Linked DNA regions of Mus musculus: all the other regions are linked to region 2. A link is a loop called in an ENCODE intact Hi-C map of the cell type or tissue named here. Cell type or tissue: left cerebral cortex. All regions are shown on one strand. Region 1 overlaps Sh3bp4 (SH3-domain binding protein 4). Region 2 has its middle 88 kb from the start of Gm34331. Region 3 has its middle 56 kb from the start of 1700067G17Rik. Region 4 has its middle 14 kb from the start of Sh3bp4.

The links. A loop is a pair of places that touch in the nucleus more often than their neighbours do. Peaks named below come from ENCODE experiments on the same cell type or tissue, not always from the same donor. Only the 100,000 strongest peaks of a DNase experiment are listed, where the experiment ranks them.
Region 1: a loop joins it to region 2, with 2.2 times the contacts of the local background. A loop is called at or near these places in 7 of 42 quality-filtered maps.
Region 3: it touches region 2 in a loop (2.5-fold over the local background); 3 of 42 quality-filtered maps call a loop at or near these places.
Region 4: a loop joins it to region 2, with 2.2 times the contacts of the local background. A loop is called at or near these places in 3 of 42 quality-filtered maps.

The regions. Positions count from the first base shown.
Region 1 is chr1:89,139,124-89,147,123 of GRCm38, reverse strand. It overlaps Sh3bp4 (SH3-domain binding protein 4), which reads right to left. Exons shown (of 6, transcript NM_133816.3): 4 at 1,218-3,574. Among named protein-coding and RNA genes, the nearest start is that of Gm34331, 40 kb to the right of the region's middle. In left cerebral cortex, no CTCF peak of the experiment used is centred here; no DNase peak of the experiment used is centred here.
Region 2 is chr1:89,187,892-89,195,891 of GRCm38, reverse strand. No RefSeq gene overlaps it. Among named protein-coding and RNA genes, the nearest start is that of Gm34331, 88 kb to the right of the region's middle. In left cerebral cortex, CTCF peaks have their summits at 2,843 (motif pointing left) and 4,225 (motif pointing right); DNase peaks (open chromatin) are centred at 897, 2,147, 2,873 and 4,241; H3K27ac peaks cover 449 bases.
Region 3 is chr1:88,956,491-88,964,490 of GRCm38, reverse strand. No RefSeq gene overlaps it. Among named protein-coding and RNA genes, the nearest start is that of 1700067G17Rik, 56 kb to the left of the region's middle. In left cerebral cortex, no CTCF peak of the experiment used is centred here; a DNase peak (open chromatin) is centred at 4,190.
Region 4 is chr1:89,052,819-89,060,818 of GRCm38, reverse strand. No RefSeq gene overlaps it. Among named protein-coding and RNA genes, the nearest start is that of Sh3bp4, 14 kb to the left of the region's middle. In left cerebral cortex, CTCF peaks have their summits at 2,617 (motif pointing right) and 3,198 (motif pointing left); a DNase peak (open chromatin) is centred at 3,166.

The sequences.
Region 1 (8,000 bases), 49 kb after region 2:
TTTGTCCCATGTTACCATGGGCCATATTCAAAGGGTCACATGCCCCGCTCTACCTCTGAGGGTCGTCAGTATTGATGCAGAGAGGCTTGATGATGTCATACAGAGGGGCAAGTGGGGAAAAGACATGGAGTAGGAGAGCGGCCAAACGCTGGGGACAGTGGAAGCAGGAAGGATCAAGAGGAGCTCACCGAGTGTTTCTACTGTCAATGGTGACTGTCAGAACCATACAACAGGGTGGGCAGCCTGTGGGAAAAAACAGGACTGTTCCACTACCTTATGCTCCAAAGCCCAGGCTGCTGCAAGACCTGGAAAGGTCTCTGACAACATCCCTAGCCAGCCTGAGGTCAGTGTGTCTCAGAGTCAGAATCTCTCCTTTCTAAAGCATTCCTTAGAATGCCAATCTGTTTTATACCAGCCAAGAGTCTGTCCTCCATGGACTCAAATGAGCAAGAAGGCATCCCAGTAGAGACAGATGTTATAGGCACCAGGCAACATAAGGCCAGAACTCACATTGAAGCGAGGCCAGACGTTGGGGCAAAAAGGCTTTAACCACTATGTCACAGTCTGCTGGGGACCTAATGACACAAGAGATACCCTTCAAAGACCCAGGTAGAAGCCTCTGGATCATGCCCTTTTCCCATGGTGTCCGACTTTGCTTTCTATTGCTGTGATAATCACTGTGACCAAAAGGAACCCAGGGGGAAGAAAGGATGTATGTGGCTGACACATACTGATCTCAGTCGGTCTCCAAAGGAAGCCAGGGCGGGAACTCAAGCAGGAGCAGAGGATGAACCACGGAGCTTATGAACTCACTGCCCAGGGCTCTCTCAGTCTGCTTTTCTATACAAGCCAGGATGAGCAGACAGGGACAGCACACCCCACAGTGGGCTGGGCAGGGCCCTCCCACATCATTCATTAACCAAGAAAATGCTCCACAGACTTGCCCTTAAGCCAATCTGATGGGGGCAATTTCTTAATGTAGGTTCCCAGTTTACAGAGACTCTCTAGTTTGTGTCAAGTTGTCAAAAACTAACCAGTGAATTCAAGACCACAGGAAACCATAGAGGATCGGAACTGTAACAGAAGAGAGAAGAGACACCTTTCTTGGGGGTCCCATGACATTCCCAACAGCGTCCCTGTGACTCAGCCCAGTGTGACCCATGCCTGTCTACCTCAGGAAGCTCATCCGAGTTTTGGACACCTGCTCTAGCACTCACCATCACCAGCTCCTTCTGGAAGGACTTCCGGTCCTTGTTGTCAGGGTTGTTACAGTCTTCCTTGAGCTTTTCCAGAACGGAAGCCACCCGTTCCGGCTCGCTGTCCAGCTCTGCCCGGCAGAAGAAGGTGAGCGGCAGGTTGCCGTAACCCAGGGCATCAGCAAAGGCCCGCCAGCTGCTGATGTTCTCCATGAGTAAGGTCCGCACAGAGGCATAGATGTAGGTAAGGAACTTGCAGGGCCGCAGGATCTGCTCCAGCAGCACTGAGGTGCTCAGCTCGGGCCCCGAGAACAGGCTGGGCCGGGCCTTGCCGACGACCAGCACGTTCTTGGTGTGCACCAGGCCCACCTTGCCCTGGTAGTAGCCGATGTACCACTCCTTGGTCCACAGCTGTCCCTTGAGCCGGATGCGCTCCTCGCTGAGCAGAGCCACGACGTCACCTTTCTTGTACTCCAGCAGGTAGTGACTCTTGTTCTGCCGCACCACTGTCTTTAGAAGCTTGCCAAACTTGAGGCTAGACACGGGGCGGTCCTGAAACGTTGGATACTTGGTTGTAACGACAAACGGGGACAAGATGATCTTCCCGACCTCGTTCTTCTTAAGAAACCTCCTCTGTCCCGACGGTTTAATGGCGCTTTTAGGGGGCGGCTGCGGAGTCTGGACACAAAACTGCGTGAGGATCGTGTCCTGATCATCCTTGACCTGGACCCTCAGGGTGAAGTCGGACAGCTCATTGGGGTTCTGGGAGATGACGGAGAAGATCAGACGGCTCACCTTGCCCAGCTTCATCTGAAACCCTCTCACTACTCGGGCTTGCTCGTTGGCCTTGACCTCATAGTTAGTCATATTGGAGAACATACACACTCTGAGATCCTGGGGCCTGGACAGAATGAACTGATGTTTGCCCCACAGCTGGAGGGCCACGGGGGCAGGACTGGGAGCCTGCCGAGTCACCTCACTCACCAGGAGGGTCTTGGGGGCACAATCATGTCCAAAAATGGTCACTACTGTCTTGAAGGATGGATGGATGTGTTTGGGACCATAGAGACCCACGGTGACCCTCTTATTGATGAAATCCCACACGGTGGAAGGGTAGAGGATGTTGGGGCCCTGGGCAACGATGGCTAGGTACATGCAGGGTTCCAGGTTGTCCAGCTGTACCTGTATGGTGTCCCCATAGCTGTAGGCGAGAGGGATGGGCACATAAGGCCCCTCCTTTGAGTCACTTCTCAGGCACTGCAGGACCACCGTGCTTTTGCTAAAGATGTCGCCCTTCACCTCGGCGGAGACCTTCATCTCCAAGATGATGAAGGTACTCACCTCTAGGTTACTCAGCTTCACCTCCACCACAGGGCTTACGCTGGTGGATCTGTCACTGTTAAGGTCCAGCGGAGGGTCCAGCAGGGCTTTCATGGAAATCTGCTGTGTCTCCCCAGGAGCTACATGGCCCTCTGGCACATGGATACTGATGTTGGTGTCAGGAAGCTGCACGGAGCCCCCAGAGCTATCCAGCTTGCACACAATATTTGTCTCCACTGCTTGGGTCTGGCCCCAGCCTGGGCTTTGGCCGAGCAGATCCAAGTCATGGCAGGAACGGGCCAGCTTCCGGTGATTGAGCCAGGCGGTTCGGAAGTCTTCTCGGCTTTGAAACTGTTCCGGGACAGGCGACTTCAAGCCTGTGAAGAAGCTGGACGTTGGGGGAGCATCCGATTTGGCTTGCAGGACGGAGAGTTCCGAAAGGCTGTAGGAACGCTTGCTTCTGAAAAAGGGGTTGTCCCGCTTGACAGGCTGCTCCACCTGGAGTCCATTGGTGGCTGGGAGCTCATCAAAGATGTTGCCGGTGCTGTTGGTGGTCGCCGAGCTGGACTCAGTGAAGGAAGATGTGCCCGTGTCAAACAGGAGCAAATCCACGGTACTCTTGGGGTTTAGCTCATCCGTACTGGGCTGTGCATTCCCATTCAGAAAGGGGTTCGTTCGGACTCCATTCCAGAAAGGGTTGTTACTATAGGGCCTGCCAGATTCTTTCTGGTCATCGGTCCAGCCACCCCCTAGCAGATCTAACTCCTTGGCAACTTCTTCAGGGCTGTCCGGAAGATTGTCGATCATGCCACTGTCACTCAGGGTAGAATTCCGGTAGTTTAATGGCTGCACGTAGGAGGAAGGGATGTAGCCCATCTCGGTGGTGTTGTGAGCGTACCACCACTCCCCACCAGACGTGTCCAAGACGTAGAGGTGGTCGCCCTTGGAAAACTTCAGGGTGGTGAAGTTGTTTGGGCAATAGTCTTTGATGGCAATCACTTCCTTTGCGTTTCCAAAAGGCGTGGGGTTGTCTACGAGCAAGGCACTGGGGGAAGGCACTGCATAAGAACAAAGAGACAGTGTGAGGTCAGGCCCACAGGTACAGGAGACACTTCCAAGTTAGGGGGGTGGAGGAGGGTGGGACGGCTAGAAACAGATGATGCAGTCACCAACCCGGCCAGGATAACAACAGAAACCAGCCAGGGTGAAGATCCACTTAGCCACTTTCCAAGTCAACCTTCTAAGTGAGGCAAAGGACTCAGAGGAATGAATGTTCCTTAGCCACCTTAGAAAGACAAACTATATGACAGTAGTGGACATGCCCACTTGTGCTGAGCAGCTCATTTTGATAATGTTTTTACCTGATTTCTGACCAGGACTGTTACCATGATGAAAGAAAGGACAGATGTGAAATGCTAGAGAGCACACTGATGCCCTGGGCTAGGCAGCGGCCCAGTGATGCCCTGGGCTAGGCAGTGGCTCGTACAGCTTGGGAATGACAAGAGCCCTCAGATTCCAGCCAGGATCACTGAGTCCTTGTTCTTCTTTGGTATGGAAGATAGAAAAGGAGAGGAACAAGTCCCTGACAATCAGAATGAGCTAAGTTACAAAGTGCCACCCATCCCTCACCTTTCTTCACAAGTGATTTTTGAGTTTGTTTGGGAGTCTATCCCCACTCTGCCTCCCCAGACTGGGTTTCTTTGTGTCCTCGAATTAGCTCTGTAGACCAGGTTGGCCTCTTACTCAGAGATCCACCTGCCTCTGCCTCTCAAGTGCTGGGATTAAAGGCGTGCGCCACCACCACCTGGCTAGATTTTTTGGGGGTATTTTTTTTAAATGATTATTTAAAGTATGGGGGCCTCCCTCTCCTACACCTTGACAATCAGAGGTCTAGCCATGCATTTGTGTTAGTACCCAATAACTACTTTTACTTAAACGCAGCCCAAGAAACCATCACTTTCAAAACAACCCAGGGTAATGCATGGTTCGTCTCCAACACACCATGCTTGTGAATACCACAGACAATACCCAGAACAGATGAAATAAGTCATCTACGCAGGGTATGTACTTGGAAAAATAATGATTGTGTGCCAGGCCCAGGTGAGATGCTTTTCAGGGGACAGAGAAAATGTTTTCTGATGGAAACAGACAGGGGAACCGCCACCCCACCCCACCCCACCCACTGCAGGGCAAGTCCTGTGCCATGGCCTTATTTAGTCTGTAGACATTGGGTCTCTGTAGCTGTTCTTTCCTTTTAAAAAGAAACTAAGTTGTTTGTCTACACATACATGCACATGGCAAGGGTGTGTGAAACAGAGGGTAACTTCCAGGACTAGATTCTCTTTTTCCACCGTGGGATCCAGGAATTGATATCAGGTCTTCAGGCTTAAGCAACAAGAACTCTTATCCACTAAGTCATCTTGCTGGCTCAAATAAAGTATCTCCTAAAGCCAACTGTGTATACAGAAACAGGCAAAAGGACAAAACTCTCAGCTAAATCAACTTAACAGCTGCTTGATACAGGATGAAGTCCGTGGCCATTAGGGCTTCATCTGTCGAACTGGCTGCCCAGACTCCATTACCTGCCAGGTTCCTTTTTCTTCGAAAGGAGACAACAAACCCAACTTTGTCTTCCTGGCCAAGCTTGGGAAGCAGGCAAGGAATCGCTTAGCTGGCAGAGGTGCATCCGGCTTAGCTGGACCCTGGAACCTCCCCTCTCACTTTTAAAAGGATGCAAGAACGGAGAATGCCTGGGTGCCGCCAGCTCACCAGACCCGAGATGAGTCGCCTTGGGGATCCCCCGTTCTCCTGATGGAGAAAAGGCATCTTTCTCAGCAGGCTGTGATGAGGCCCATGGTTGCTCAGCTTGAAGATGGGATCATGCATAAGTCATCTGAAACCCACCCACTCCCTGCTAATTTCACTTTTTCTTCACAGCGCTTACTAAGGTCAGGGGGAATTTCTCTTTTACCCTCAGAGTTCAGTGGAATAAACAAACCGATTAAATTGAAGAGAAGGTTAAAAAAAAATTCCTTAGCGTGCAAAAGAGGGAGTCAAGGGACTAGTATTCTCTGCCTTTCTAAAGGGAAGGGGGAACAAGGAGGCAGAAACGTTTGGGGAAAATACTGCATGACTTTAAGGGGAAATCACGTTCCTGGAAACATTGCCATACACTGCCATACTCTCTTTCAGATGGAAGCCGAGGCCAACGAGGTTGACAAAGTCTTTCCAAGTGTGTGAGTTTGCAATGTAAACCAGGGGAGGGAGGAGGCAGTCTGCCTGGGTCTGGAGTTCTAGCAGAAGGAATCTCTCCTTGTATCCACACCACTGCCCCACCCCACCCCGATCACCACACTGCAGACTTGATGAGATGTAGCAATCAACAGCTCACAAAAGCGCCTGGAGTTCTGGAGTCCTTGAGAAGGTAAGCAGCATCGGGTGCAGAGTCCCAGGAGGCACCCTCTTGTACCTCAGGCAAATGTGGCCCCAGACATGGGTCACACAGCTGGGCTACTGAACACTTACCTCTCACCTTGCTGTCCTGTCCTTTTCCTAAGACTCCTCACACATCAAACCTGCCTAGAAACTTTCAAGGTTAGGCTCCAATTAGGAGGTCTTCACTTCCCTCTAAAGGTTCCCAGGTCTTGCTAGCATGCATGTGAATGTCTGTATGCATTACGTTTGTCAGTCTCTTTGTTAAAGAGACCATATCTGAAAGGGTGGGAGTCTTCATCTCTCAGAAGGATGTAAGCTCCAAGAGATCCCGGCACACAGTAGGTGGGCAGGGAATATCCATGAGCTGACAGTCACATGTTAGGACCAGAATGTTTGAATCATGGTGCTGGCAGACAAGCAAGTCAGAATTCCCCTGACCAGGCCCTTCTGCCACCAAGTCACAATAGTGACAAACTGTATTAGTTCCCTTTTCCTATTGCTGTGACAAAATACCCAGCCAAGGCAAGGACTCCCAGGAAGGCTTAGTTTTGGCTCATGTTTGAGAGTACCATGGTCAGCAAGGTGTGAGGCAGCTGGTCCGCAATCAGGAAGCACGGAGCAATGAATGCTGGCCTCAGCTGCCTTCCCCATTTTCTCTTTTTCTATCTAGTCCATGGGATGGAGCCGCCCACATTGAGGCTGAGTCTTCAGCCTAATTAACCTTAGTTATTAACTCAGCCTAGGAACTCCCTCACAGGCTAAATTTGTCTCTTAGGTCATTTTCAATCCGGTCAAGCTGAACAATAGGAGGCATCACACAGATCCTGCCCCTGAAAGGTTGGGAGGAAACAAAGAGCCCGAAGGGACAGGCCAGCTTCCTCTCTGGAGTGTGCTAATGTGAGCGGCGCCACAGGTACCAGTCAAGGGGCAGGGGAACCGGAGGGAAGCTCAGACAGTCCACGAGAAGATGTGAAATCAGCTGAAGAGGGACCTGATGACTGATAGCCCTAGAGGGCCGAGTAGGGAGATGCGGAGGATGCTAGCCCCAAGCAAGGTCTGTCTGCTCCCATCTCTCTTAACTTCTGGCTCTGTCACTTCTCCCTGAGATGTGGGGCCGGGCTCCTCTGGAATAAGCATCTTAATCCCTCACATCTGACGAAGATCAGAGGCTTGGGAAGGGTAGGTGAGGCTGTGGGCCTTCCTCCTGGCCCAGGGATCTCCCTGACCGTCTGGGAGAAATTTTTTTTTTTTTTTTTTTTGGTACGGCAGGAAGGGGCAGAGACAGGAGGGCTGGTCACATGGTGTTTCTGAGGCCTTTGCCCTCAGCCCCAAGAGACTCTGTAGGAAACGTGGGAATAGGAAAGCGAGACTTGGGCAGGATTGGAGGTCCCAGAAGCGCTTCTCTCCCACACCTGTGTGGCTGGTCGTGCCCTCTAGTTAACAGGACACATTTTTCTTCCCTGATGCACATACGAGAAATAAAAGACAAAACAAAACAAACAAACCCCACAGGTGAAAATTAAATAGCACACGGCAGCCATTAAGACCTTGTCAGAATCCCTCCAAAGTTATGTCCTGTTGTGTTCTCTTCCAGTAATTAATTCTCTTACAGCCAAGGTTTTCAAAATTAAAAAAGAAACCAAAAGCCAAAGCACCAGAGCATGCTTTGTACACAGTCTGAAATACATCAATACAAATTATCGTCTTCGCTTCACCAGACTGAAGAGTAAGAATGGTTTTTACTTAAAATTCTGAGCACTCTCCCTCTAGGGCACAGGAGAATACATCTCACTCAGAGATCTGTCTCTCCCATCCCTTGGGGAATGACCATGGTGGACTGTGTCCTCCATTCCTTTCTGGAGATCTATGCATCATCTCCATCAATGGCCGACAACACCTGGGAACAGGAGGACACGGGGACAGAGATTTTATTCCTCCAAATCCTCATCGAATCCCATCTTAATGAGATATGGGGTGAACGGCCTAGATCGGTTGTTTTATAATACATAAAACCTCCCTGGATGTTTTGCAACTTTGGGGTCCTGAATA
Region 2 (8,000 bases):
TGGAGATACAGAAGAAAACCGTTTTTAAAACGTCCACGTGGAGCTGGAAAGGTGGCTCAGCAGTTAAAAATACCTGTTTTTACAGAGGACCCACATGGGTTCAATTCCCAGGACCCACATGGTGGCTCACAACCATCTGTGACCCCAGTTCCAGGGGATCTGACTTCCTCTTTCACCTCAGCAGGTGGTACACAGACATACATACGGGTAAAACACTCATACACATAAAATAAACTAATAGTTGTTAATACTCCATATTGCTGGGGATACACAGATCAGTATAGCGTGCTTGCCTGGTATGCTCAAGGCTCTGGCTTTAATCTCTAGCATTGAAAAAAATTAACTGGAAAAACAGCTATTGAGAGCTAGATGCTAGATCTGGGTTTTGGAGTCCAAGTCAAAGGTTACTTACTCCAGAAGGCTCCAAGAAACTTCTGGAACAAGATGGCCCTCCAGTCACATGAAAGACCCTGGGTCCTGGGCCTGAGTCTCCCAGAACCGCCCACCTGCAGTTAAACTGTCAATATCATTGCTCTTGAGTTATGGAGTCATTATTAAGTAAAATAAGGGGTTACTAAAACAGCACTGTGCTACTATGACAACTGGTCTGGTACCCAAGACAACTAACTATTGGGTGATTAAAAGGTAGCCAGTGGTTGAAGCCACATCCTGTAAGAGATGAATTAGAGATGAGATCTCGTCACACAATTGAGAGGAACATACGACTGAAAACTTATGAAGTGTTTATTTCTAGAGTTTTCCATCGAATACTTTTGAACCTCAGCCAATCATGGCTTCACTGGAACCTCAGAAAGAGAAACTTCAGGAGCGTGGGAGGGTGTTGTACTGTGTCACCATATTTCACAAGTAAGGACGCGAAGTGTAAAGACTTGGATACATTGTCTGGGTAAAATTAGAAGTCAGAGGCAGCGCTATCCTACTAACAACCCAGCCATACCCTGAACTCTGGTAGGGAACGACCAGGAAATGGACAATAGCCACAAGAAGCCAGCAAGGACAAAGGCATTAGTTTCTGGGAGTAAAGGCTGGATTTGGAACTGACAGCCCAAGCTCCGTTAGCTCTTCCTAAAAGAAACCTCAGCCTGAGCTGCCCAGGGGACAGCTGGGCCATCTGCACTACAGGAGCCACCCAGCCAACCCTTCAGTTTGTGGCCCCTCCTCTTATCGGGTCTTTCCCAGAAGCATCATAGGAATTCTTTCCTCTCCATGGTCCCGCAGGTTGGGCTGGACCTTGCCGCGGAGGGATGGCCTGGCCACGTGACCACCCAGGAGTTAGTTTAATGTGTTTTAGGTGAGGCCGTGTCGAGTGTGCACTTCAGACTCCCCTTGTTCACCGCCCCCACAGCACGTGAGAACAAACATCACGAACATGGTGTGGAAAACTTATCCCTTTTCATATCGTAGTCCCACAGGTCAGTGCCAACCCCCGGAAGCCAGGGGCCAGCAGCTATGTGGTTGCCAAGCAGGAAGCCTTTTCTCAAATGTGTTTCTTATTGGCTGCCCACGTTTTTGTTTTTGTTTTTGTTTCTCCTTTTCCGGTGGTCCCGCCATCAGCAGAGGATGAGTCTCGTCCTTCACACCCTCCTACATTTTTACAGGTGTTATTATCTTAGGACTGCAGCTAGAGAGGTTCTATGCATTCAGGTTAGGCTTACCTGTGTAGTCCAGGCTCACCCTCCCTATTTTAAATTCTGTCAACTCAACCCTGCTCGCAAAACTCCTTTTGTCATGAAACATCACATATCCTTGGGTCTTGGGCACCATGGTGAGGACATTGGTGGGAGGTATTCTGCCTGCAGGGGGTTCAGGGGAAGAGTTGATGGAGCCTGGTGATAATTTAATGAATCTGTTATTTCTAAATGGATCAAGACCTGTAAAATATCTCCCCCATTATCTTCTAAATAGATTCCAGCTGTACGAGGAGACGGGTGGTGGGATGTGCTTTGCAGGGGTGGGGTTGGGGTGTAGAGTTGGACTGTAACTTTTCTGTCTTCTCTTTTGGATCATTGACTTACTTCTCAGGCAAGTTTCATTTGCTTAAAGCACTGTTTTATGAATGTCAACTTCTCCATGGAGACCCCTCCCCCTTTCCTCATCGTCAGCAGCTGCCCCTCCTCCAGCCGCCCACTCTCTCGCTGCTATTTGGAGTTGAAAGCTGTTCACTTTCATAAAACTCGACTTCTTGAGGTGTGTGTGGGTGCTGCTTGATTCCTGCATTGGAGACTGATTTTATTTAGAAATCACTTAAAGGATTCGTTAAAAAATGCAAATTCCTAGGCAGCTTAGGACCTCTGGAAATCTTGAAATGTCGCTTAGATAGCTGGGTGTGGTGGCACATACCTCTAGTCTCAACTTTTTTTTTAAGATTTTTTTATTTGTTATATGTAAGTACACTGTATCTATCTTTAGACACTCCAGAAGAGGGAGTCAGATCTCCTTATGGATGGTTGCGAGCCACCATGTGGTTGCTGGGATTTGAACTCAGGACCTTTGGAAGAGCAGTCGGGTGCTCTTTTTGGCTGAGCCATCTCACCAGCCCCTAGTCTCAACTTTTGAGAGGTGAGGCCCATGGATTCCTCATTAATGGGGTCAAGGCCAGTTTGAGAGCTTATCTCAAACAAACAAACAAACAAACAAAGTAGCAACGGATGTAAGGAAAAGAAAGAAGCAAAGAAACATAGAAAGAAACAAATATTTCTTAGAAGACGATCTAGTTCCTTATTCCCAAGAAGCTGTGGGGCCCAAATCCAGATCTAAGCATCTTGGTGGACCAGAGGCCTCCGATGAGAGGCTGGATTTAAAACACTGCCACCTTATGGCGGAGGGAGGAACTGCACTTGTGGTCTCTGAGTCCGGTGAGTGCCTAGTGGCTATGCTCATGTTTCATGAGTACAATGTGTGCTACTTGGGGTGTTGGGGATCCCATGATTTGTATCCTTTAAAAAGCAGGAAAAGCTGGGAAGAACGTCAAAGGTCTAGTAGATGGGTGGTTCATGGAGGAGCAATGACCCTAGGCAAGCAAGCAGTCATTAACACAGGCAGAGAGGGGACGGGAGAGGCGAGTACTTGGATTCCCACAGTTCAAGCACATCAGCGAGGGACCCAGACTGACACCAGTGCAGAGTCTTCCTTGTCTGATTGGCTGGCAGGTGATCCACCCTTCTGGCTTCCACCAGTGCCCTGGGGCCCCATCACTTTCTGACTGGGAGACTGTTCATAAGCTACTTCCTCAGGCGAATGCTTGCTGTACATTTCTTTGCCGACTTCACCCAGCTCCAGCCTTGAACAGAAGCCCTGATCCCCATAGACCCTGCCTCGGTGGGACTGGTTGACTCTCTTATCTTAGCTGCTGAGAGTCAGGTCCCAAGTAGGAGTGTCTGGGACTTCCTTCCTTTCTTGCTACTTAAAATGTCTTGATTAGATTTTCCAGCCTTATCAGCTGTGAAAGGCAGAGAGACGTCTAGCTGCAGGCAAACCCTGCCGCAGACACCTCCTGCTCAACTCTGCTCTGGAGAGTTCCTGGAAGAAGTGTGTAGCCTCTCAGAGAGGATCTGGTGTTTTAGAGTCTTCTAGGAGAGGAAAATTCAGGTGGCAATATCTTTGAGGGCAGAACAGATTTCTTGATTTAACCTTGCTTTGAAGGCCAACCAAGGTTCCCCGGCTTGAAGGCAGATCTTTCTCCCAGGCTCACCTGCAGTTCATACAGAACTTTCTCGAGGCCCAGCCATGTGGTCACCTGTTGACACTATGGAGCCGTGGATTCAAGGTCACCTAGATACGGTATCTCACAGAACATCTGACCTGGAAAGGTGCTCTCTGTCTTGTCTCTCTTGTCCCTTTAGAGGAGGGGACTCCACACCATTTGGCTGCTGTCACAGGGTGTTCTAGAACACCCTAGAGTCTGCTGACATGACATCCATTTTCTTTTAAGGTTTATTCATTTTATGAGGATGTGTGTGTGTGTGTGTGTGTGTTTGCCCACCTGTATGTTTGCACAGCTTTCCTGCTTAGTACCCAAAGAGGCCAGTAGAGGGAGTCAGGTCCCATGGACCTGGAGTTTTCCGGCAGTTTTGAGCTGCCATGTGGGTGATGGAATTAAACCTAGGTTGTCTGAAAGAAGAGTCAATGTTCTTAACTACTGAGCCCTCTCTCCAGTCCTGTATTCATATTTGAGTGCATTAAGTGGACTATGTGCATGCAGTGCCTGCAAAGGTCAGAAGAGGGCGCCAGATCCCTCTGAGCTGGGGTTAGAAATGTTTGTGACTCACAGTGGAAATCCGCTGGGGTCCTCTCCAAGAGCGCGAAGTAAGTGTTCTTAATCTTTCCAACCCTGCAATCTGCTTTCCACAGCGGGTCACTGCGGTTCTCTTAGTGCAATCTTGACGTCATTTCGGATAGAAATTTTGACAGAGAAATCTGTAAGGGCACTGGCCTTTAGTGGTTCTTCAAGTCTCAGCAATTTCTCACTGAGATAAGATGCAGACCCCTCTTTGAAGCTGACTTTGCTGAGCACTCTTACCCTCCTTCTGGAATGGCATGCTTGGAATGTGATTTCAGCTTATCAGCCTCCTCCCCAGCGGCCAAGGCAGTAGCTAGTCTCCAAGGCGTCCAGAAACCTTCACCTTCTAAGCCTCTATAAAACTGAACTTGCCCATAGCCGCCCCCACCTCTCTTCTAGTCTCAACCTGTTGGCTCTGGATCCCTCCTCCCCTGAGTGACCTCTGGTCTCTTTCAGTGCTGAATGCCCTGGGGGAGGGGAGGGGGAGGGGGAGGGGGAGGGGAGGGGGAGGGGGAGGGTAAGAATCAAAGCCATTCTAGAAACTTCTGTCTTGTACTTTGATGATTTGGAAATTCCATGGTGAAAAAAATATGGACTTCCGCTTTTAATTAATAAAAAAAAAAAAAAAAAAACACCCCTGGGCCAAACTATGGGATTAAGTCAATAATAAGTTCCAAATCCAGGAAGCAGATGTTCCGAGGCCGGTTTATTTATTCAACATGGTGTGACGCTGAGACCTAGCTGCATAAATGCTCTTACAAGACGGGAAATCCTTCCCAAGGAATTTTGTACACAAGAAGCCCCCTTTCCTGTCCCCTTATCTCCAAGGCTCTGCTTTGATGCTTTACCTCATGGCTGACTTGGTTCCCTCTGCAATTCTCGGGTCTCAGTCACCTGACCTTGAGCCAAAGACCCCTTGAGCAAATCTCCCGGACTGTAGGGAGGATAATGAATTACTCCAAATACATTTGCCTCCGCTGCTGCGTTGTCGTTAAGGAGAAATGGTACTTTAGTCTAAGAAAATGACTGTGCACTGAGATACCATTCCACCGTGAACTAGCCCTGGGTAAATTATTTTATCAGCATAATACATAATGATTTTAGAAAGCTTAAGGGATTGGAAGAGAGTCATGGGGCCCCATTCACAGAGCATGCATTTTGGCTTTTGGAGATCTGGATTTACAAAATGAAACGGATTCTCCGGCTGCCTTGGGGGCCAACGCTTTAGTTAATTTAATTTTCTGGATACATAAAGCTAATCCAGAGGTTTGTCTCAGCTCCTTAAACAATCTTAGTTCAATGTGACGGCTGGAAATGTGGCTTCCCTTTCTGAGAAACCATGTGTGGGTAGCCCTGACATGTGAACTGTGTTAGGCTGGATAGAATGGATTGAAGGTTTTATGTGATAGGGCATCTTCCTCGGTGGCCCATAACAGACTCCTTAAACTGCCTTTTACACTAAGGTTGGTGCTGGCTTCTTGTACAAAATAGGCTTGTCCTCTGGCTGTGGTAGGTATGTCACCTGCCCCACAGAGCCTGAGAACTGGGGACTTTCTCTTAGATGTTGTGGAGTACACACAAGATGTCAATTTCTCCCAAGAGCTGAAATTATTGATGTGTTTATAAAAAATATAAAGAGAAGGGAATATGTTCTATGGAAGTGTGATGCAGTATGGAGGGGAAGGGAGTGTCTCTACAGGCCCATACCAAGGCATCCCTCCCCGCTGGGGGACCAGCCACACAAAGGTATAGTATAAAATAGAGTTTATTCAGGGCATGCAGAGGGGAGTTAAGAGGGTAGTAGAGGCAGAGAAAGGCAAAGAGAGAGAGCAGTAGAGGAGAAGAGGCCGGCCATGAGCACGTGGGGTGTGGAGGTGTTGGGGGGGGGAGGGGAGGGAAGCAAAGAAACAAGAGACAACAAGAATGAGAGGAAGAATGGGGCAATCAGCCCCTTTTTTGTGGGTCAGGTCTACCTGGCTAGCCAGGTAACTGTGAGGTGGAGTTTAGACAGAATGCTGTCAATCATGACACTTGAACTTGGGATCTGGGATTGGTCAAGATGGAACTAAGTGGCAGGTCTCATATGGAGGCTTATTAAAAGACAGCGGTACAGATGCTGCCTGGAGGGGGAGGGGAGGGGTGGAGCATAGGGCATGTGCAGGAGGACATGTGACAGGGTCAACAGTGGAAATGTGTCGCCTCTGGGCAGCTAGTGATGACGCGTCTTATTGTTCCAAGTCCCTCAGGGGCTGCCTAGGAAGGTGCCTGATTGCTAACATTGTCGCAGGGTCCTTTTTGGGCTGGCCAAGGAGGTGCCTGATTACTAACAGGCCACTTCTAATGTCAGTTTATATTCTTATTTTTATTTTTCATTATTTACATAAGTATTAGAGATTGAACCTACAGCACAGAGAGTTTGAGGCAAGTGCTTTATTGATAAATTATATTCCTACCTCTCTGTCCTATTTAACTTTCCTGTTGCTGTGCCCAAAAACAACGTAAGGAGGAAAAGATTTATTTCCGCTTACAGCTTGTAGTTCATCATTCAGGGAAGTCAGGGCAGGAAATCAAAACATAAACCTGGATGTAGAAGCTAGTGCAAAGGTCATAGAAGAATGCTACTTACTGGCTTGCTCAGCCTACTTATATAACCTAGGATCACCTGCTCAGGACTGGCACCACCCACAATGAGCTGGGCCCTCCCAATTCAGTTGTCAATCAAAAAAACCCCGCCAAAACAAACAAACAAACAAACAAACAAAACACATCACAGGCTTGCCAACAGGCCAGTGTGCTGGAGGCATTTTCTTAGTGGCTCTTCCTTCTTCTAAAATGACTCTAACGTGTGTCAAGTTGACATAAAACCGGTCATCCCATCCTCTTCTCCCCTTTTTAAATCTGAAGACCAGGTCTCCAGCAGCTGTCCAGGCTGGCCTTGAACTTGTCCTGTAACCCAGGCTGGTTTTGAACTTGCGGTCCTCCTATCCCAGTTTCTCAAATTGCTGGGGTGATAGACCTGTACCGCCAGGCTGGCTGACAGCCACATTCTGTATTCCAGACAGATAGCAGACCCTCCAGGAGAAGCCTGTCTCAAGGAAGAAAAAAATCAAAATGGAAGTGCCCTGGTTCAGACAATTAAGCAGGTGTCAGGAGGCCATCAGACACACCCACCCAGAAGATAGCTCACCACAGAAGCACCTCTGACACCCCCCCATCTTAACTCCACCTCCCACTTGCTCCCACCCACCAAGTGAGCCAGAGATTAAGTCACCTCCCAAGCCATTCTTAACAGCTTAACTTCAAACCCCTGACTAATGGATGATGTCATCGCCAACCCCCTTGAGATTCAAAGCTAAACCCAGAGACTCCTTTTCGAGGCCGCTGAAGCCTGTGTTTTCCTAGACAGCAGACATAATTAGTCCCAAATAAATGCCATGCTCTTTGTTTTCGACTGGGTTGGTTTTGTTTTGCCCCTTTCTGAATCTGCTTTGGGTGTCTAAGAAGACACATTTGCCTAGACCTCTATCCTAAAGCTTCTCTCCCTCCTTCCTTCATCTGAGAGATCCCTGTCTTATGTTCAAGCCTTCTGCTTGATTGGTTGCATGTGATGTGAGGTACTGGCTGAATTTTATTTGTTTGTTTGTTTGTTTGTTTGTTTTTGGTCTATAGATGCTTAACAGTTTCTCTGTGCTGACTTTCG
Region 3 (8,000 bases), 230 kb after region 2:
GCGGAGGGACTTGCCTGCTCCTGGGCATCCTGGGCTGCTTTTTCTGTGCTGATATCCAGCCATCCTTAGACTTTGCCATTTTATCTAATTTTTTTTTTCAGGGAAACCTTCAAAGATTTGAGGGTAAACTCTTAGGCTTTCTATCTCTTAGGTTTGTTTTTAATGAAAGTACAGTGCTTGCTTCTGGGAGTGGTACCAGAGTTTGTGTGGAGAGAAGCTATGAATATTCATGAATTGCCCAATGCATATTGGCGAAGCCACAAATGGGGCTGAACTCAGAGTCTAGATGGCAGCAGAACTCTAAAGAGGTTGTAACTGTTGTTTCAACTAGACCTATTTATTATTTGGGGCCTTGGGGTGGGGGGAAGGTTCAGTGGGTCAAGCCCTTGATTTACGAGCACGAGAACAGCATTTTAGAACACAGCGTCCAAGAAAACAGATTTTTAAAATTACATTTAATTATGTATTTAAAGATATTTAATTTTTTAAAAAAATTATTTTGTGTATGTGTATGTTCCACGTGTGTTTATGGGAACCTGTGGAGGCCAGAAGAGGGAGCCCCTGGGTTACAGGTGTTTGTGAGCCATCCAGTGTGGGTGCTAGGAGCCAACCTTAGGTCTCCCAGAAGAGCAGTAAGTGCTCTTAACTCGTAAACCCTGAGCCATCCCTGTAGCTCCCGCTTGCCTCCAGTTGTGCGACTACACAGGTGTCGTGGCCATGGAGGTCGGAAGGCAGCTTGCAAGAGCTCATTCTCTCCTTCCACCATGTTTGGTCTTAGGGATCCAAGTCCAGTCCTCAGGCTTGGTGCTCCCTAATGACATTTATAATATCAAGATGATTTCTTTAATTCCTTACAGAAATTAAAATGTAAGGAAATGAAAGTTTGGGCACCCGTCTCTTCTAAAATCTTTTGAAGGAAGTTTGACGTTTAACTGACCGAATGAGCGACTATTGCCTCAGAGCATAGGCTATGTTTTGTTGATACAGGTTTTATAAAAGTTTATTGGTCTTAACATACAGAATTAATGACATCAGATCGCTGACATAAGTACTCTATGTATTGCTGGAGAATACAGGCGACCTCTCTTGTCAGTCACTATGGAAGAATCTTGGGGCAGGTAGGTAGGAAGGGTTTAACAAGCTAGGACCCAGCTTGAGCCACCAACATCCCCTTCTCCACAAGGCACATAGAAATCTAGGATCCTGGTATGGAGCTACAAGTACATCCTGCACCCAAGAGAGCAACTGGCTGCTCAGCCCTAATAGCTCCCTAGTGTTTTAGCAACTTGCCTTTTGGGACTAAATGGATCCTGAAAGTAGGGACAGTGTACCAGTCAAGTCTAGACTACTTCTGGATGCATGTATAATTAGGTTAACTATGACCTCTGAGGAAACTTTTATTGGGGGAAAAAAAAAACCCAAACCAAAAATCTATGTACCATCTCTGACTATGCAGCATTTAGCGCACATATGATTAAAATCAGTTGCACTGAATAAAGGCTTGCACAGCCTGTCAATCAAATCAGAAAGCCACCTACCACCTACCTCTAACAAAAGCTTCTTTTCCTCCTGCCTCCAAAAGGAGACCCCGGGCAGTGAGCAGATGCTCCTGAGCTGCCTGCTTGCGTAGGGCCCGCTGTTCCCTTTGATGCACTCCCTCTAGACTTTCAAACTCCTGGCTACTTTGCTATTTATACCATGCGTCTTCGATTCTTTGACCAAGGTGCCAAGAATCCGGGAACAGCCAGGCCAGGCAGAAACCATCACAGCGATCTTAGTTTACTCTTCTTTGCTTCAGAATGAATATGAAAATAAGATTTCAGGGACCGAGAGAGGGCTCAGTGGGGAAAGAGCTTGCCAAAAAAAAAAAAAAAAAAAAAAGATGAGAACCTAAGTTCTAATCCCCAGTACCCATGAAAAAGCCCGGTGTGGTAGTGGCCATCTGAAGTCCCAGTGCTTCTGTGACAAGGTGGAAATGGGAAGATGGGAGAACCCTTGGCATTTCGTGGGCCAGTTAAACTGGTGTATGCAGAGGTGAGCAACCAAGAGACTCTTTCTCAAAGAATGTAGTAGGTGAAAGTGGACACCCACGGTTGTCTCTGACCTCTGCACGCATGATGCAGCATAGATGCATCCAAACTTACACAGCGTGTGCACACACTCATAAGAGACTGAGATTTCAGTGTATACGTAGGATATGGAGGCCATTTTAAAGATGTTCCCCGCACCCAATTGTACTATTCCTGAACATATGAAATAGAGCTGAAGGTCAAAGTATGTTTATGAAGTAGTCAACTGTGCTTGTGCTCTTCGTAAGAAGAGACGCAGTTATTTCTGTAGTCTTCACAGTCTGCAGTTCTGCTGCATGCATGCAAAGCATCCTGAAGACGTTATCACCACAAACAACATGAAGACAATGACAACTGGATAGCTCAAGTGCAGTTCTTGACATTCCAGATGACAAGAATCCACAGAAATCAGACTCCAGGAAAGAATTAACTTGGAACTTTCGAGATGATCCCTAACTTGTTTTCAACTCCCCGCCACCCCCACTCCCATTCATTGTATGTGCAGTAATATGCTTTCTCTGGGACTGGGATTGCAGCAGAAGACTTGTAACTGTGGTCTCCTGACAGAATGGAGCCTGCTTCATAGGCAAATCAGTTCCACCCTTGTTGTTAAGGTCTGTCCCAGTCCTGCAGCATTTGGCCTGAGGTGCTGGCTGTCACATCCACACTGGACTCCAGGAAAACATAACTGAATGACCACTCCTTTTGTTCTTGGTGGTTAGTTTTGTGTGTGTGTGTGTGTGTGTGTGTGTGTGTGTGTTTGAGATAATAGTCTTGCTATATAGCCCAGACTGTCCTTAAATGGGTAGTTCTGTCATTGTCCCTGATGCTAGGGTCATACATGTGACCCAAACTTAAAGGGCCACTTTTTTCTAAGTGCCTTTTGTTGTTCAGTTTTTGGAAGAAAGAGGCCCTTTCTTTACACTGGGATGAGAATGACCAAGGGGCACACCCATCCCCCACTATATGAGACCATTGCATAGAACGACTTAATTGGCCATGACTCTGAAGAAAAAGGTTCATCCAGAGACTAGGGGAAAGTGTCAAGAATGCCTGGGTAAAGTAGAGACTCAGCTGAAGAAATCCCAGAATGCTTCTTGTCTTATATAAATGGATGCAGAGGGCAGGTAGGTCTCCCCCACCTTGGCTCCTGCATGTGGTCTGCTTACCGGTGTGTCTTCTGGGCCCAGGCGGTGTCTCCTTTTTCCACTGATGTGCATCAGGTGCTCTTGTGTGGAGCCCACATGTTAATTCAATGGTAGCTGGATAACCAGATGGTACAGCTTCCCAAATTTCTCAGACCCACAGAACAAGCAAGGGGCTCTAGGGACTAGGGTCCTAGTCTGTAGGAGGAAATGACTCTGAGGCCAGGAGCCCCAACACTTGGAAGAAGCACAAAGACCACCCTGGGATGTCCCATGGCTGTTGACACTGCATCTGTGTGTTTACTGGCTTTTCTCTGCTTCCTCTATGAGTTATGACGTCATCGTAGTCACGATGGAGAGGTGAATAATTCTTCTTTTCCCAGTTCTAAAACTACAAATAAATTCATTTCCCCATATATCTGTATGTGTGTACACATATACATACATAAACATGTATATACTAAATGTAGAGATGTGTGCCTATATACATTTATAAGAATACAACATATATGTATAAAATGTTCCCTCTTAATGCTAGTGATCATATATATATATGTATATGTATATGTATACACACACACACATACATGAAATGTTGCTTTGTTTAAGTGTGAATGAGCACGTACACCCAGAGCCAAGCTTTCTGGTCAGGTCATCTGTATAGAATAAAGACAGATGGAGTCAGGCGAGTTAGAACTCTGCGGCCTAGAGCACCCCCCACCCTGCCCCTACACTTCTGTGCTCATGCGTACTTACTCTTAGCATCTGGAAGTATACAGGTCATCTGTGTTAGGGGGTACAAATTCTACTCTGTGCTTTAAGAAGGGCTTGGTGGCTAGTCCCTCACTGGGTCACCCATGGACACTCAGAAGGGTTTCTCAATTTCACTCTCCATTGCCCATGTTACTAAGAAGTGGGCAGCGCGATCTGCACATGGAGCGTGTCAGCTTCCCCAGCCGGGGATGGAAATCTTCTGTGGGAACGAAAACTCCCACTTCTTCTGACGCCTCCCACACCTCTGGATTTTGACATTCATACGCTATGGATCGTTGGCTGAAAATGATGTATTATTGATTTGTGTCTTAGAAACAGTACTTCCACCTTTCGGTGGTTATAAAAACATACGTTTGGGCTTTTCAGGGTGCGTTCAATAGCTAGTTTTTGGCATGCTTTGCTACCTCCAAAGTTCTCAGATGACCTCTTCCTGTCCCTGTCTGGAGAGTCATCTTCCTGAATACACTTTATTAACGTAGCCAAGGCTGCCCTCAGCCAAAGACCTTGCCCCCAGGCAGAGGGCAACACTTTGTCATCTGCTCTTAGGGACTCCAGCACTTAGCCAAATAAACTCGCTCCTCTCCCAACCACCCATTCATTATTCCTGACAGCAGAGCCCTGCCGGAGAAAGGCACTTGAGGGCTGCCTCTGAGCCACAGAGCTGTGACAATATCCAAAGGGGATTTCTCAGAAGTCCTGAGAGCCAAAGAGAAAAACAAGTAGCTTGTGTTAGGTGCTCTGACACATCATTCAGACGATGAACTTGACTCAGACTGTACTCACTGATAAAGTTCCCCAGACAGTGCTGGCAACTGGGACTCTTCCCAGTTCACTCCAATATTCATCAAAACTTGTTGACTTTGGGGGCTGGAGAGACAGACTAGTGATGAAGAGCACTTGCTTCTCTTGCAGAGGACCTGGGTTTGGTACCAGCACCTCCATGGTGGCTCATAACCATCTGTGACTTCAGTTCTAGTGTGACCAAACATTTTACTTTTGGGAAAGAGTGAGGAAGAATCCTCAAGTGGTACCACTCACTCATATGTGAATAGTCTTTCCTGGACATGATAGTCAATGGCCAGTGGTAGAGGGCACAGTTCAGTGTAATGGTAAACCCTGGGCACGGCAGGCCTGAGCTTTGACGTTATAGAACTCTGTGCGAGCCAATGGGCTTCTGGGCTCTCTGTGGTGGCTCAGGAAGCAAGGAGCTACGTGGACAGTGGGAGAGAGGTTGTATGAGGAGGAGGGTGGCATGACAGGAGAATACAGTGGACATTTGAGATGTGTGCCTGGACTCACCAGCACAGCCAAGGGGTCTGTAACAGAAGAGAGGTGGACCAGGAAAAAAGGGGAAGGAGGCTTAGAACTTGCTGGAGAGGGATTAGCAGACCTCTGGAAGGTGATTATGAGTTTGATAGGAGACAGGGATCTTTGAAACAGATCTTGTCATGGCTAGGCTCTTATGGGAGAACGAGACATTATGACAGCCATGTGGGGAGACAACTGGAGAGCTGGGGATAGAGATGGTGCAAGGAGGAGGAAGGGGGAGGATTTGGGCAAGATGTGATGGGTACTTGACGCAGGGTGACAGTGGAGTCAGGCACTAGAGATGCATGAGACCAGGCTCCCCTGTGTGATAGGATTTGCTGAAGGACTGGATAGAAAGGGAGAGGGGGAGAAAGAAGAAGGAGGGGAAAGAAGGAAGTTAAGAAATATAGTACTCAAAGTTTTAGACTGAGCGTCCCCTTCGGGGGGAGGGGTCTTGGTGTCTGTACTATATAACCCCAGGAAATGGTGTCACATCTGGGGTTCAGTCTTGGCCTCTGCTAGTGGCCGATCTGGCACTCAGCAGCAGCTGTAGCTAGGAAAGTCTTGATGAGTGAAACTCCATGTTGTTGAGCCCCCACACACCTCCATCTCTGCCACCCTGACTACTTTGTTCATGGCCCATTGGACAATGACAGGCATGTCTGGGGAAAGAGGCTGACTGCCCACAGGTCATCTTATCCACTTGATTACTGAGCTCCTCCTCTGCTGAAGTCACCTTTCAGTGATCACTTACAGGGACACAAGTATCATCACTTCCTTTGGCCATTTGGAGAGATCTAGCCATATCCTTCTTCTCCAGATGTCGTTCTCATCAATTTTCTAATTACACTCTTTCCAAGTCTCTGACCCACCAGCCAATTCATTGGTTACAGCCCATGAATCAGTGAACAATGGAACATCTGGCCCTTTCTCCTTCCAAAAATATCATACGACCATGTGTTCTGCCTGAAGCTCTGGCCACTGTGAAGATTCCCCTTCACTGATGTCTTTCAGGGTTGTCCCAGCAGAAGGTTGCAATGCTGCAGCTGTCCCCTTCTGGGTGGTGCCTACATGTCTTGTACAATCATCAGTAAGCTAGGTTCTCATTGTTTCTACCTCAGTCAACCGATCCTAGGGCTACATAGAGTCGCATGCTTGGGACCAGAAGGCATTGTAAGAGGAGTAGAAAACAGATGATTAGACAAATTCAGGGTTCCTATTGCTGGAACAAAACCAGGACCAAAAGCAAACTTGGGGACAAAAGGGTTTATTTGGCTTACATACCCTGGGTGACAGTCCACTGAGGGAAGCCAAGGGCAGGAAACTCAAGGCAAGAGCCTGGAGGCAGGCTCTGAAGAAGAGACTATGGGGGAGTGTTTCTTACTGGTTCTTTCTTCATGGCTTACTTGCTCTGCCTGCTTTCTTAGAGTGCCCAGGGCCATTTGCCACTCCTAGCAGGATGGGCCCTTGCACAGCAATCGTTAATGAAGAAAATGCCCCATTGAGATGCAAGCCTTTGCTAACAAAAACCTAACCAGGATGGTTTCCTCTTCTGAAAGGGACAGAGATGGAAGAGAATGGGGTGTGTGTGTGGGGTAGGTGGAACAGGAGTCTACTTGGCTGCATTTGATATGACATGCCCTTAGACACCCAAGTGGCATCTACAAAGCTCAGTCTGGAAGAGAGAGTGCAAGTCCTTTTTTAAAAAAGGCTCCTAAAGTCTTGCTTGGCTGAAGGAAGGGCTATGACCTCTTTCTTGCATAAGCTCCCTGCTGCCATTCCAGATGTGTGTGTGGGGGGGGGGGTACCCGAAGCCTCACTAGCAGCTTCTGTGCTTATCTGGATCATCTCCCTCCCCTCTACGCTCCCCTCCCCCTACACTGCCCTAAAGGTCATTCTTATGCATGGATGGACCCATGCTATTCAGGCTATGTGAGCTTCTTGGGTAGGATATAACCTTTCGGTTAAAACTCAGAGGCAGACCCCTCCTACCCGTTCACCCACATCTGCCAGCCACCCTCCCAGTAGCTTGGGAAAGAGCAGAATAACAATGAGAAGCCAGCTGAGGAAACTCTATGTGTTAGCTCAACACTCCCACTAATCTGGGATGCGCTTCAGATCCATCTCACACTTTCCGGGTTCCAAGATCAACACTTTGGAAATTAGGTATTAGGTGAGGATATAGTGTCAATGTCAAGAGCTTGGAACTCCTGGGCTCCATGTTGCACTCCATTGGTGGAGGCAGAGTCTTACACTGTAGCTCAGGCTAGCCTAAAACTCATTATGTGGCCCAGGCTAGCCTTGAACTTGAGAATCTCCTACCCAGCCTCCTAGTGCTGAGATTAACCTAGCCTAGTAGTATTTTTGCAAATCTACCCTATTCAAGGAACAGACTGAATTCTGTTCAGTAAAACAGAATTCCATAAAACAATATAAAGAGATTTTAAAAGCCAGTGGAATTGGGGACACGCCTAGAGCCTCTGGTGTACCCAGTAGTGTCATAGTGGTTTCCCAGGTGGGTGTCTTGATTACCAAGCCTTGGGAGCAATGCCTGGGATATCTGAACAAAAAGGCAAATAGATCTGTCCCTGGCCATGAAAGAAGGACCTTGAGCTGCCCACACCCTCTGGAGCCTAAGAGCAGGGTCCTTGTGGAACACAATGGATGCTCATGTCAGCTGCATGGCTAACATGACTGCTTGTTG
Region 4 (8,000 bases), 140 kb after region 2:
CAGAGGGCCTGAGTTCACTTCCCAGTACCCATTATAAATAGCTCATGACTTGAACCTCCAGTTCCAGTGCTATCTGACACCCCTGGCCTCAGAAGGCACTTGCTCTCACGTGTGCATACCCACCCCCAAACACACACCACACACACACATAATAAAAATCCAAAATTGTACAAAGAAGAAGAAAAGCCAGGTCTAGTGGTTTAGCCTTGTAATCCCTGTCATTCAGAAGCAAGATTGCAAACTCATGGCCAGCCTGGGCTACAGAGTGAATCCAAGGCCAGCCGGGCACCTTAGGAAGACCATGTCTCAAAATAGCAAAAGTGCAAACAAATTAAAAGCAATAAAACAAATGAAAAATAAGCACTGAGGTTGTACCTAAGAGGAAAGAGCACTTAGGATGTCTGCTTAGCCTAGCCAAGACTTTGGGTTCAATCTCCATCAACACACACACACACACACACACACGTTGTCAAGGACACAGGAAACAAAACACTGGTTCTTTGTTGGTGGGGATGAAAATTAGTGCTACTATGGAAAACAGTATTGAGTGTTTTCTGAAAACAAAATAGAGCTAGCATGATTCAGTGATCCCACTTTTGGATATATATCCAAAAGTTTTGAGAGCAGCATGTCAGAGGATGGCTGCACTTTCGTGTCACTTGCAATGCTATTCCCAGCGATGGCTATGGAACCTAAGGTCTCACTGGCAGGTGAATGAAGCAAAGGAACAGCTTATGCACAATTCAAATGCTACCAGGTCCAGCAGGGAAGGAAATTCTGTCGTTCCTCACAATCGGGATGAAACTGGAGAACGATTATGCTAAGTGAAATAAACCAGGCACGGAAAGACAAATACCACCTGTTCCCACTCATCTGTGGAATTTAAAACAACAGACACAGAGATTAAAATGGTTGTTATGGAGTCGCAGTGGGGGTGGGGAGATGTGGATCAGAGGTTAGCCTTACCTCAGACCAGAGGGATAGGTAGAGTTGCTTTTCTTTCCCAAGCCCTGTTGCACAGTGTGACAGACATGGTTGTGTGGATGGCTAGAGTTGATTGTCACCTTGGAAGGATCCAGAATCACCTCAGAGATAAGCCTCCAGGTACACCTGTGGGGTGTTATCTTAATTAGGTAGACCCCTGGCCGAGTGTCTGTGAGATCATCCTGATTAGGTTCATCGATGAGAGAAGACCCACGCTGAAAGTGCACAGCATTGTTTCCTGGCCTGGGGTTCTGTACTGGGAAAAGGGAAGCAGGAAGCAGGAAGGAGGAAGCATTGACTCCTCTGATTCTTTCTTCTTCTTCTCCTTCTTCTTTTTCTTTTTCTTTTTCTTCTTCTTCTTCTTCTTCTTCTTCTTCTTCTTCTTCTTCTTCTTCTTCTTCTCCCTTTTCTTTTCTTTCTCTTTCTCTCTTTCTCTCTTCCTCCCTTCCTCTCTTCCTTCCTCCCTTCCTCTCTTCCTTCCTTCCTTTCTTTCTTTCTTTCTTTCTTTCTTTCTTTCTTTCTTTCTTTCTTTCTTTTTTGAGACAGGGTTTCTCTGTATAGTCCTGGCTGTCCTGGAACTCACTCTGCAGACCAGGCTGACCTCGAACTCAGAAATCCTCCTGCCTCTGCCTCCCAAGTGCTGGGATTAAAGGTGTGCAACAACATTGTCCGGCCTTCTATGATTCTTAAGTGCTAGTTTGATGTGACTCACTGCTCCTCAAACTCCTGCCTCCAAGATGGACTGAACCTCAGAGTGTGAGCCAATAAAACCCCTTTCTCCCTTGCGTTGCTTTTGTGAGGTCTCAGGTGTGTTACAAAAGGAAAAGTAACCAAGAGATGGTAAACAGCACTGTATTATACACATGTTTCTAAACCCCTAAATATAATTATTGTGTTTTATAACGCAGTATAATTGCGGAGGTTGCTATCTTGGTTCTGCCAAGGTGTTCCCCTAAGGAACAGACCTAATATAAAGAAAGTTTATGGGGAAAGGGAGGGGGTACCTGGAGAGGGGTAGAGGCAGAGAAAGCAGGGAGAAGGAAAGAAAGAGAAAGAGAGGAAGAGAGGCCAGCTGGCTAGGAACATGTGGGAACAGAGAGAGAAAGATGGTGAGAGAGAGCTCGGGTAGCGAGCACTCCCTCTTCATATACCTGGAAGTGATACAAGCTGTTGCTAGGTAGATGTAGAGTGTAGCCTGGTGGAATTGTCTGTAGACCAACACTAACTTCAGATATTTTCACGAAAGAAAAAGAAGTAGAAGAGACAGAAGAGGAAAGGAGAAGGAGGAAGAAGAGGAGGAGCATTTGGGATGGACATGATAGCTAGCTTGATTTAATTGCATATGTATTCATATGTCCCTTCAGCAATCTGTCTGTATGTACATATAAATACATATAATTCAGAAATATGTGTAATTGTAATTTGTCAATGTATATAAAAATGGTAATTTATCTGCAGCTGGAAGACACTCAGTTTGTGTTTTTAAATACCACCGACTGGTATGGATGTAATTTCTTTAGAAAGCTTGCTTAGTACCTTGCTTGTTTGCCCCTGCAGATTAAAAGAAACTATGTGTATGTGTGTGTTTGTGTGTGGCTATGTGCAGGTGGATGCAGTGCCTTCAGAGACCAGAAGAGGGCATCAAACTCCTTAGAGCTGGGATTACATGTGGTTGTGAACTTTCCAATGTAAGGTGCTAGGAACTGTACTTGGGTCTTCTGCAAACATCCTGAATGCTTATAACTGCTAAGCCATCTCTCCAGCTCCCACTCATTGAGTTACATCTCCAGGAGAGAACTAAAGAGTGTACACCCAGAGAGAGCACCAATGAACCGGCCAAAGAAATGGCTCAACGAAGTCGAACTTGTGGAACCAAGGGATTTCCTGGAATTGCATCCAGGGGCATGGGTGACTCAAAGGCTGCTCAGCACTGAAAAGCCCTCCCAGCATGGACGGCCACACCCAAAAGCTGCATCCCTGGAGCTCCCTGCTGGGCCTGCAGACAGCTCCACTGAAGACTTCTCCCTGCAGCCACTGTTTGCAGCTCACCTTCTCAGAGGAGCCTGGGAGCCTCTCGACTCTGCAGGCTTCTGGAGCCAAGCACATTTTTCTTTACTTTCCCAGTGTTAAGAGCCTCCCTCCTCCACCAGGAGAGAATGTTTCAACTCCGAGGAAATAGCTGCACAACACCATCTGTAGGTTTTTCTTCTGTTTTGCTGTTCCACCTACTGGTGGGCAGAGCTCTTCTTTCCATGTGTGCTGTTTAAGATGCTGTAAAGGGCACGCTCACAATCCCTTGCTGCCTCCCTCCTTCCCACTGTCCTCTTTCCTGCCTCTCTTGTATGATAGGAGCTCTTTCTTTACCTTTCAGCCACATCAATCACATTTATTTTTTTGCATTGCCCATTCTGGCTGGAGTCCTCATCATGGGGAATAGATTTGAGATTGGTATTAAATGGACCCTTTCTTGCTAGGTTTTAGTGGTGGTTGTTTGGTGTGGAGGGGTGTGTGTGTATGTGTGTGTGTGTGTGTGTGTGCGTGTGTGCATACATTGGTGTATTTGAGACTGGCCTCCAGCTCTATGCATCCAAGGATGAATTTTTGACCCTCCTACCTCCATTTCCCAAGAGTAAGTATTATAGATGTATGCTACCACATGGCTCCTTCCATGGTTTTTAACACCCAAAGAGCTAATGGTGTTGTGTGTTCTTAGACTCTAGTGGTATGGGTGTCTCACCTTCAATAGAAACCTTTTCTTCATGTTATTACTTCTATTACCCATTAAGAAAGAACTCTTATGGTTGTGTTTCTGAGAGACTGACAACACCCAACTCTAGGTGAAGGAACTCTAGCCGGCCTGAGCATGGCAAACATGGCTCTGGTGGGCCTTGCCCTTCTTCCCCATTCCCTCTGCCTTGCTAAAAAACATTGGATTGCATTCCTAAAGCTAGCCACCGACGTCTTTTCTCTTCATTTGGCCAATTCCTCCTCCTGAGGCTGACAACCAAGATCCAACTATCAAAGTATTGAAGTCCAGCAGTCAAAAGTCTCACCTAATAAACATGTCCACTTAAAATTAAATACTCTTCCTAACACAGGGTTTCCCCTCGTACCTTTATAAACTGCCATTTGTCTATGGGTTGTGTCTGTCCCCTCTCTATCCACATTCCTTTGTCCTGTTCCCCTCTGGGACAAATCCTCCTCCTCCCTCTCCCTTGTTCCCTTCCTCTTCTCTCTCATCCTCTATCTCCTGCCTTTGTCTCTTATTCTCTGCCCTTTGTTTTTCTGGGGCAAATAAATCTCCCTGGTGCTGAGAACTTGGTCTTTGAAGTGTCCTGAGCCAATACTTGGCCTTACACTAGGCAAACGGGATGGGCATTCCAGAACTTGGACTCTCATTGTGCAGGGAACCTAACATGTCAGAGGGTCTTTTTGATGCCAACAGAAAGCTCCTTCTTGGAATGGGGCCAAAACTGGGGAAATGTGCAGGTGTTTCCTCCAAGACTGAAGTAATCCATTCCATCCAGTAGGGAAGTTCCCTAAACAAGAAGGTAAACAGCTAAAATTAGGCTCAGGAAGTCCCTGAAATTAACCAGATTCTGGCCCCTCCCTGTCAGAGTAGGCAATAAAAGTGGCAAAGAAGACCCAGGACCAGATCTGCTGCCCAGAAGAGGTTTAGACCAACTGAGTCACTCAGAGAGGACACTCTCCATGTGCAGTGTGCTCCAGGTTCTCAGCTTTTGTGAGCTGTCACCCATGCTGGGGTAGACTTTGGTGATGCAGCTGTCTTTGAGTCATTTCTGTTCCTGTAAGTGACCCCTCAGCCACACTCCTGTAAGTAACCCCAATACAACTCATTGGTTCATCAAGTTGAATGTTGGTGGTATTGGTCTGTTCTGGGATCCTTTTTCTGGGGTTAGTAGCATCTCCCCAAGAAAGATTTTTTTTTTCACATAACAGAAAACAATAAGGTCAGAGCTAGACACTTGAGTCTGAAATATTTATGTAATAACTAGCCAAAGCCAATGTATTCCCTACAGTGTCTGGTACTTTTCAAGATGGGGTCTCATGTAGCTCCAGCTGCCTGGAACTTGCTATGTGGATCAGGCTGGGCTGGAACTCAGAGAGATTCACCTACCTCTGCGGTCATTAACAATCAGTTCAGAGTCTCACTCTTAAGAGTGGCCTGGCTTGGATCAGTCAAGACAGGAGAAAACTATCATTTGTCCCCAGGGAATCTTGCCTTTCACTGTTCTATGTGTCTATCCCCACCACCTTGAATATGCTCTTTGAATACAGTCCCTGCCTTGGTGCCTCTGGACCCAGGGTAATTACCTCACCCCCAACCTTCCATCCCACCCTGGGCCCACAGGGTTGTTCTCCCACATTTCTACTCTAAAACCTGTCTCCTCTTTCCTTCACAGAAGCTATTTAAGAGTCTTCCCAGCTGCTACAGGCTGTCAGCTCTGTCTGGCTGCATCTCATGCTTGATGTGTATGCTCTATTGACTGTTTAAGCCACTGGGCACGTCTGTGAGGGGATTTCTAGTTTGGGTTAACTGAGATGGGAAGACCCATCTGAACTGTAGGTAGCTCCATCCCATGGGCTGGGGGAGGTTTAAATAAGAAGAGAAAATAATGCTGAAAGAAGTGATCTCATAGCAACATACACACACACACTCATACTCACATATGCACACACACACTCACACTCACACATGCACACACACACTTACACTCACACATGCACACATGCTGGTGGCTCTAGATCAGATTGTCTGGAGCAGATGTGGCATGGAGGAAGGACTCTCCAAACCTACTCTTTCCCTTACAGAAAGTGATTTATCACAAAGCAGATTTCTTGCTGTCAACTTTGATGGTGAGTTTCCTTTGAGGATGGCCCTTTAAATCTGCCCTGTAGCCGGTATTGGCATTAAAAGAACTAAGTCCAGACAAGGAAGAAAAATAAGGCAGAGGGGGGTTGAAGCCACTGCTCAGATAGCAAATAGAACAGACAGAGAGGACAGCCATCCTCCAAGACAAAGGGGAGCAAGGATGAATTAATAAAGTCAGGTGACAGCAAACATCAGGTGTGAGAAGTGAAGGAGGTCTAGTTGAGCCTTAGAGGCGCCTGGACTGGAGACCCAGCCCACAATGGTGCTGGCTGCACCATCTCAATGGGGAGCTTCCTGCTCATCCTTATCATCTGTACACTAATGAGCTCTTGTTTACACATCAGGCCAGATGCAGCCTGCCATCACCCAGTCCTGCTTACAGATATCCCTTAGCTATACTTCCCCTCCCAGTTGGCCACTCCTTCATTCCAGCGACCAGATGGCTCAAATGGAAGGATGTGGAGATCCTAGGGGTGATGAGACAGTTCCAGGAAAACCAGTATACTAACTGGATACTAACTAGCGTTCTGTGTCTGAGACAAGGGACCATCTCATCATTTTGGTTCCGATACTCCGGTACACACTGGAATTTCACCTTATTCAGTGACTTTTGTCTCAGAGCACAAGGAGAACAAATCATGGCTTAGGGGTCTTCTACCTCCGTATCTGCACTTTCTCCATGGCACTGTGAGACCGAAACAGGAAAAAAAACACCTTGTTGGTTAAGAGTTCTGTTTGCAGTTAAGAATAAGTTCCTGTTTGTCCTAAGCTTGTTTGCCCCAATCTAAACAAGATATGCTTGATTCTGTGGAGGCGATGTGTGTGTGTGTGTGTGTGTGTGTGTGTGTGTGTGTGTGTACATGGACAAGAGCTATGTCAGGGTGTACACTTGCCCCTGATTGGATGTAGGCAGGAGGTTTTTAGGCAGGAAATGACGTCAGAATGTATGTTTGCCCCTGATTGGAGCTGATGAGAACTGTGGTGTGTTTTGTCCTATTAAGCCCCTGCAAAACTTGTCTTGTGGCCATTTTCTGAGAACCCAAAGGCAGACCTGGCCAGAGTCCATCCCAGTCAATATTTAATAAAGCTTCTTCAAATTTGGTTTTGAATTTTGACAGTGGTCTTTTTCTCCACCAGTGGGACTAGCAGTGTCTGGCACACAGTCACAGTGGAGTGCAAATGAATGATAGCCAAGCCTTTGCTTGTGGCTCAGAATTTGTAAAGTGACTTCCCAGTATTGAGACTCACTTAAATTTTTAATTTTGAGACAAGGTTTCTTTGTGTAACCCTGGCTGTCCTGGACCTAGCTCTATAGACCAGGTTGGCCTGGAACTCAGAGAAATCCACCGTCCCCTGCCTCCGGAGTGTAGGAATTAAAAGTATGTACCACTACCTCCTGTGTTTCAATTTACTTGTCATTTCTATAGCAGTCAACTGGGATGCCAGCTTATTGGGGTACAACTCCCTCCGTCACCCTCAGCGGCCCTTAGACTTTTAGGGACCTCAGCTCAGGCCAACCCCTGATTTGTAGCTTGGATGCAGAGAGAGATTTTAGTACTAGCCAGAATGAGGTAGATTTGGGGCTTGAAGGAGATATTTGAATATATTTAAAGCACAAGGTTAGAGAGGAGACTCTCGGAGGGGAGAGTGTGGCTATGGGCTTCTGAAGAGGCCAGCAAGCGAGTCATAGCCAATGTGGGTGCGAGCTCTCAGGCTCCGGAGCTCTACCGGCTCCCAGCTTGTTTTGTTTTGACTTCGTCATCGGGTTTGTTGAATGTTTTGGTGGGGTCTGCAGGGACCTGTCACCCAAATGTTGCTAAGAGAGCTAATGAAGCCATCTGACAGAACCGACAGAGCACCTGACAGGATCAGCAGGCCCCGACACAACAAAGTGGGCTGTTTTCACTGTAAAGTTGTGTTTGAGATTTCTAGATGTCTTAGGAAAGAGGCAACATCCAAGGTCAGACATCTCCAGGCCGTAAGCCTGGGTCACTGATTCTTTAACGTAAATGTCCTCCACGAAAGGAACAGTCACTGTACATCTGTAGCCTTCACAGCAAGTGTTAAGTGTTGCAATTGCCTCTCAGCTGGTAAGGGGCTGCCATGAGCCCAGTGGGTCTCA